Regions from separate parts of the Homo sapiens genome. Here region 2 is linked to region 1. A link is a loop called in an ENCODE intact Hi-C map of the cell type or tissue named here. Cell type or tissue: IMR-90. All regions are shown on one strand. Links, peaks and the distances in the headings refer to the core of each region. The heading gives the core; the rest is flanking DNA.

Region 1 (2,924 bases), core at 234-2,733:
CCTTCCTTCCTTCCTTTGCATCCTCTTTGCTTCCTTTCTTCACTCCCTCTCTGTCCTCCTCCTTGTTTGCAATTCTGTCTTTCTGTTGGCTTTTACCTTCTTCCTCCCTCTCTTCTTCCCTTCCTTCCTTCTTTCCTCCTTTCCTCTCCTTCCTCTTTTCTTTCCTTCCTTCTTTCTTCACTCTCATTCTGTCCTCCTCCTCTGTTTGCATGTTATTCTTTCTGCTGGCCTTCTCTCTCCATCACTCCACTGTCTCCATTTGTCTGCTTCTATCACCCCACCTCTATTTTTCCCCACCATCTTCCACTGATGGCCATCAGTCTCATTAGTGTCCTTCTTTAGTTTGTTATGATCTGTTTAAAATGCATATTTCATTACTCACTTGTTTTAAATAATCTAAAATTTTTATACCTCTGGATTAAAAAGATAAGTAACAGTAGGCAGGAGAAATGTTTTACTTCTTTAAAAGCAAATCCCTGAGATCTAACTGAAACCATTTTAGACATGCCACTGCCCAGGTTGGCAGCAGCAAATGGAGATTTCTTCCCTTTCATTATGATAAAACATCAAGGGCTTCCTAGCAGGAAAGAGAGACAGAGGAATTAGGACTTCTACAGGCTCTAATAGATTAGCACCTGCAGTCTGAGCTTCGCTCAAATACAGAGGAAATTGGACTGGGCACAGTGACTCATGCCTATAATCCCAGGACGCTGGGAGGCCGTGGCGGGTGGATCACTTGAGATCAGGAGTTCGAGACGAGCCTGGCCAACATGGTGAAACCCCAATTCTACTAAAAATACAAAAAAAAAAAAAAAAAAAAAGAAAAGTAGCCAGGCTTGGTGGCATGCACCTGTAGTCTCTGCTACTTGGGAGGCTAAGACATGAGAATCGCTTCAACCTGGGAGACAGAGGTTGCAGTGAGCCGAGGTCACGCCACTGCACTTTATCCTGGGTGGCAGAGCAAGACTCTATCTCAAAACCAACTAACCAAACCAACCAACCAACCAACCAACCAACCAACCAACCAACCAACCCTCCCAAAACATAGGAGATTGGTCAGTGCACAAGACTCTGGGGCCAGATCCCCCAGGCAGCTCACAGCACTAAGCAGGGGCCTGGCTGAGTAGAGATCTGACTTGGAGGGCAGCCATGGCCAGGCAGTTGCAGGGAGATTTCCTGTTGTGGGGGAAGGGGAGAACTAGAGGCCCTCCCAGGGATTTTCTGAGGCTGGGAATCCTGTGTCTGTTAGGTAAGCATATCTGTAGTGACACATCTGTCTCTACTTGCCTGTATTTCAGAGCAATTAAGGAGACTTTAAACATAAGTGAGGATAGAATGACCAAGAAAAACTCAAGTGCATTCCAAGGCCCATGGTGTCATGCATGCTTGGGAAGGCCAATATCCTTGTGCATTTGTTCACTTATTTAGTGGAAGGTCCACTAGAATATGGGCAAAAGGAGTCACTTGGTAGACAGGAAACTTTTTATTAAGAGATACCTATGATGAAGCTACTTTATAAAAAGTCAGAATTATTTCTTGTATGAAATACTTATATCACTTTTAATAACACATAATGATCCTTATGATAATATAAACAGAAGTGAAATCTGAATGGGAACAAAATTTTATTTTCCTTCCCTCATTGAAAAGCCTCCCACTTTGTAGCTACTTCTTTTAGGGTTGTTACAGAATGATACACAGCCTATCTCTGTCACCCGGTATGTGGAATTCTTAGAATGAAAACCTGTGTAAGTACCAGAGCTCAAATACTTAACAGAATAATTACAGTGTAACCAGTGTTTCCACTTCCTTATATGTTATATTTTCATCAGCATTCTTAATAAAATGACAATTGAAGAAGCTGACTGAAAAGCCACTATCTTTGAGAACTCCTGGTCTTGAATTCCCTCGTGTTTCTGACATTTATAACGTTGCTTGCAGGACACTTTCATCCACTGTACTAGTTTGCATCTGTAGAGTGTATTTAGCTTCATAAAGCTCTTTTATATGCATCATATGATTTTGCATTTGTGGACTACTTTAGTGTTTATGAAGCACAGTCACCTAAATGGTATCATTTGAGTTTCACAACAATCTTGGTGTATTCATGAGGGGCCAACTGGAAATCGGCAATTTTAAAATATCCCCAGGTTGCAAAGGTAAGAGGGAAGAGGTAACCTGCTCTTGTAATGAAGCCACATTAGAAACCTGGGCTTCTCATTCCTTTTCCTGCAGGAAACCACCAACCAGTACAAAAAACCTTTGCAGATTTATGCAAAGAGGGAATGATGCACAGAATCTCGAACAGAATTTATGACAAAATTTCCACAAGCTGGGTGCAGCCCTAAGCGTAAGTCAGGGTAGGAGTGTCGCCCTTTTCCACGTTAAATCATTCCAGCTATATGAAGCACATTAAGATGACAACTGCAGGACACGGCCTTGATTTAGAACTGAGCCACACACCTGTTCATCTAAATATAAACAAATTTGTAACCTGAGCTCATGGCAGTCACTTGATGGTGAGCAAGTGAAAGCTGGGGCTGGTGCCTGCCTGCAGCCTGGCTCTGGGCTCACAAATGCACAAGGGCCAAGGAAGCACCCTGCCAACAGGATATTTGGCATTGTGTCTGGTGGTCACAGTGATCTTCTATCTCACCAGAGAGATTATAATTATTATCCTTCTTATCCGTATTGTTATTTTTAAGTGTGCTTAGTTTGCTCTTGTGGCTCCTCTTGTACCCAGCTTGTTGAATGTTCCAGGCCTTCTTGGTTCATATATGTGCAAGTTGCCTGAGTTGCTGTGTTTAAAGAAAGCGTTCTCTCAGGGAACTTGTTTGCTGGGCTCCAAAACACTGAATTAAATCTTACTGTCTATGTGAAGGCAATATTCTTTCAGGTTATAAAGTCCTTGATTATTCAAAGTA
Region 2 (2,924 bases), core at 320-2,819, 53 kb before region 1:
GACATATAGTTTAAAAAGAATATCTTGATTGGGGATTTTATGTGCCAGTAAATTAGATTATGTGTTTTGGAAAGGGTAGGTGATCAGGTGAGCAGTCATCTTATATATAATAGCAGGAAACATTTTGTTTTACTAGTTTCAAGTACGCATTATCAATAATCTGTGTTTAATTTTTAAGTTAAAACTTCAACTCATAAAATCAAATGTGTGAGATGAGTTTAGAATAGAGAATTCTTGGAGAATTGAAATAAACTGTAATCCACCCACTTTTGGGGCTGCATGGAACTCTGTCTGTTTCTTGCTACATTTAGCAGTGTAGTTCAAATTTAGGAAAAAACCTGGCAGGATGAACAAACGTTTTGTATGTAAAACGTGAAGTAAATTTCACGTGGTAATAACTTTGTGATAGGGCTCTTCCTACTTGTGTTTTCTTTAATGGTTGCTGTCTGCAATGTTTGAGTTTAAAGCCATCAACAAATCAACTTATCAACTTAACCAAACCAAACAAAACAAACTAGAAAGCATAGACAAAGATGGTGGTGATAAGGAGAAACATTTACATGTACTTAGCTGTTCTCCTTAGGACGAGTTTTGTCTGACACATTTTTTACATAAAAACACAGCAGCTTACAATACCAATTCATGGTTCATTAAAAACCTTTCTCCTGACTGTAATTCTCATTGAAATCAGTGGGGACAAAAACGGAAATGGATTTTAGAGTGATGGTGAGCAGACTCTTGCTATGAATGGAATCCCATTCATGATGACTGAAGGATTGCTTTGCGTGAGTTACGGAAGCAGCATTGACTCTAAGTGTTGGGTTCAACTTTAGGAAGAACTGGAAATCCTATTGGTGTATAGATTTATATTCAGGTGTTACTTTGTCAAGCCAATGCTAAAGTTATGGTCAACCAATATATTTTAGCAGTGTAAAAGAAATAACTTTGGTTAAGTAGATATAAAGAAATTACTAAAAACAAAGATTTTTATATTTAATTCTGATTCCGGCATTTTCTCATTTTATGTTTGTCCTCAATAACCTTAATGTCTCAGTTGTTACCATCTCAGAAATGGGGATACCAATGCTGCTTCATAATGATACTAGAAGAAACCATGTAAATGTTATTGCAGTCATTCCGCAAGAAGAAAATATTAAAATTTTAGAAAAATTTATGTCTATGTGAAAACATTTTCTATTGGATTTATTGATAACTCTAATGTTTTACCTGTTCTTTTGAGTTTTTTTTTTTAAATTGACACACCAATAACTTACTTAATTGCTCTTTTGGAGACATTCTCATTGAAAAATGAAAACCAGCAATGTTCCTTTCATTCTTTCTTTAAGTTCTTTTTTGAGTTTTTAAACATCTCTTTTTTTAATCTAAAGCTATCTTGGAGTCTTTTTCCTCTCCTAAAATGTGGGATAGATTCATGCAAGAGAATTTTCCCCAGTGCTCCAGTCTTGTTTATAATAGTAAATTCCTTTTAAATTTTATAACTGGTGTCTCCAAGGGTTCACAATTCAACATTAATGTGTTGGGGTTGAGCTACCCAACACCAGTTTTTGAAGAAAAGAACCAAGTGATCAACAAGCCAACAAATGGCGAAAGCTATTAAATACGCTGAGATTCTAGCTATTTATCATTGATGTTTTGGTAATTGTGATTTATTAGGGAAGTTACAAAGCTCTGAGTTCTCCCAGCTTCCACTTCTGTATTGTGGTCCAAGCTTACTGCTTTTGTTTGTGACATAAATCATGTCTGGATACCAAAGACTCCAGATCTGCTAACCTCTAAGCTTTTTGTTTTATTTTTTTTCCCCCTATTCTTTGTGTTTCCTTTTTAGGAAATGTTGATGAGTGATTATAGGCATATTACTTCTTTCATGCCTATTTCTAAAAATAGGATCTAGAAATATTATTTTGGGTATAAAGGTTACTAGGAGACAGGTGAGCTTAAAATTTTTGGCATTTGACTTTCTTCTCTCTTTTTAAAAAAACTTTTTGTATCATTTTGAATCAGAATCACTTAAATCAAAGACTTGTTTTCTTCTGAAATCCTGGCAATAAAGTAGATAATTAGAAAATTAGTCTTCTAAATATTGCTTTGAGAAGTTACAGGTTACAATCTTTCTTCTTTGAAGAACCCTCCTAGAATTCTTTGCCCATAAGTATTTACTTCCTACGGTCTTTTCTGTCATTCACAGTTCACTTCAAATGCCATTTCCTCAAAGAGGCGTTTCTAGTACTTTCTTAGGTTGTCCCCTGACATTGTTCTCTATTATGTTCTTGCTTTCTGTCAATATCTGAAATTATCTTATCTATTTTCTCTGTCACTTTCTGTATCATCTTAGTAGAAGGAAAATTCTGTGTGGGCAGAGACCTGACATCCTTGCTTTCAGTTGTATCTTCACTTCACAGTACAGTCCAGGATTCAGTATGCAGTAGACATTCAATAAATACTTGAATAAATTCAATACATAAATGAATTGAAGTTAGAAATAGATTTTTCCCTGCAGTTTACTGCATGTGTAATCTTAAGCACATTACTTCATCCCACTCACCTTGTATCTTCTTTTGAAAAATAGAGTTGAGTATTGTGATTTAAAAGGTTGCTTTAAGGTAGAGAAGCGCTATACCTTTAACTTTGAAAATTCCATCTAGTTAGTATTGCTGATAGCAAGAAAGCCCATTAGTTGTGTCACTCTACTAATGAAAGTTTGCAAGTATATTTTTTATTTTATTTTTATTGAGACAGAGTTTCACTCTGTTGCCCAGGCTGGAGTGCAGTGGCGTGATCTTGGCTCACTGGCAGCCTCTGCCTCCCGGGTTCGAGAGATTCTCATGCCTCAGCCTCCCGAGTAGCTGGGATTACAGGCGCGAGCCACCACGCCTGGCTAATTTTTGTATTTTTAATAGAGACGG

The links. Hi-C counts contacts between places; a loop is a spot of excess contacts. Peaks named below come from ENCODE experiments on the same cell type or tissue, not always from the same donor. Only the 100,000 strongest peaks of a DNase experiment are listed, where the experiment ranks them.
Region 2: it touches region 1 in a loop (2.0-fold over the local background); 2 of 110 quality-filtered maps call a loop at or near these places.

What each region holds. Positions count from the first base shown.
Region 1 is chr2:226,352,965-226,355,888 of GRCh38, reverse strand. No RefSeq gene overlaps it. Among named protein-coding and RNA genes, the nearest start is that of MIR5702, 300 kb to the left of the region's middle. In IMR-90, for the core only: no CTCF peak of the experiment used is centred there; a DNase peak (open chromatin) is centred at 1,258; H3K27ac peaks cover 300 bases.
Region 2 is chr2:226,406,085-226,409,008 of GRCh38, reverse strand. No RefSeq gene overlaps it. Among named protein-coding and RNA genes, the nearest start is that of MIR5702, 250 kb to the left of the region's middle. In IMR-90, for the core only: no CTCF peak of the experiment used is centred there; no DNase peak of the experiment used is centred there.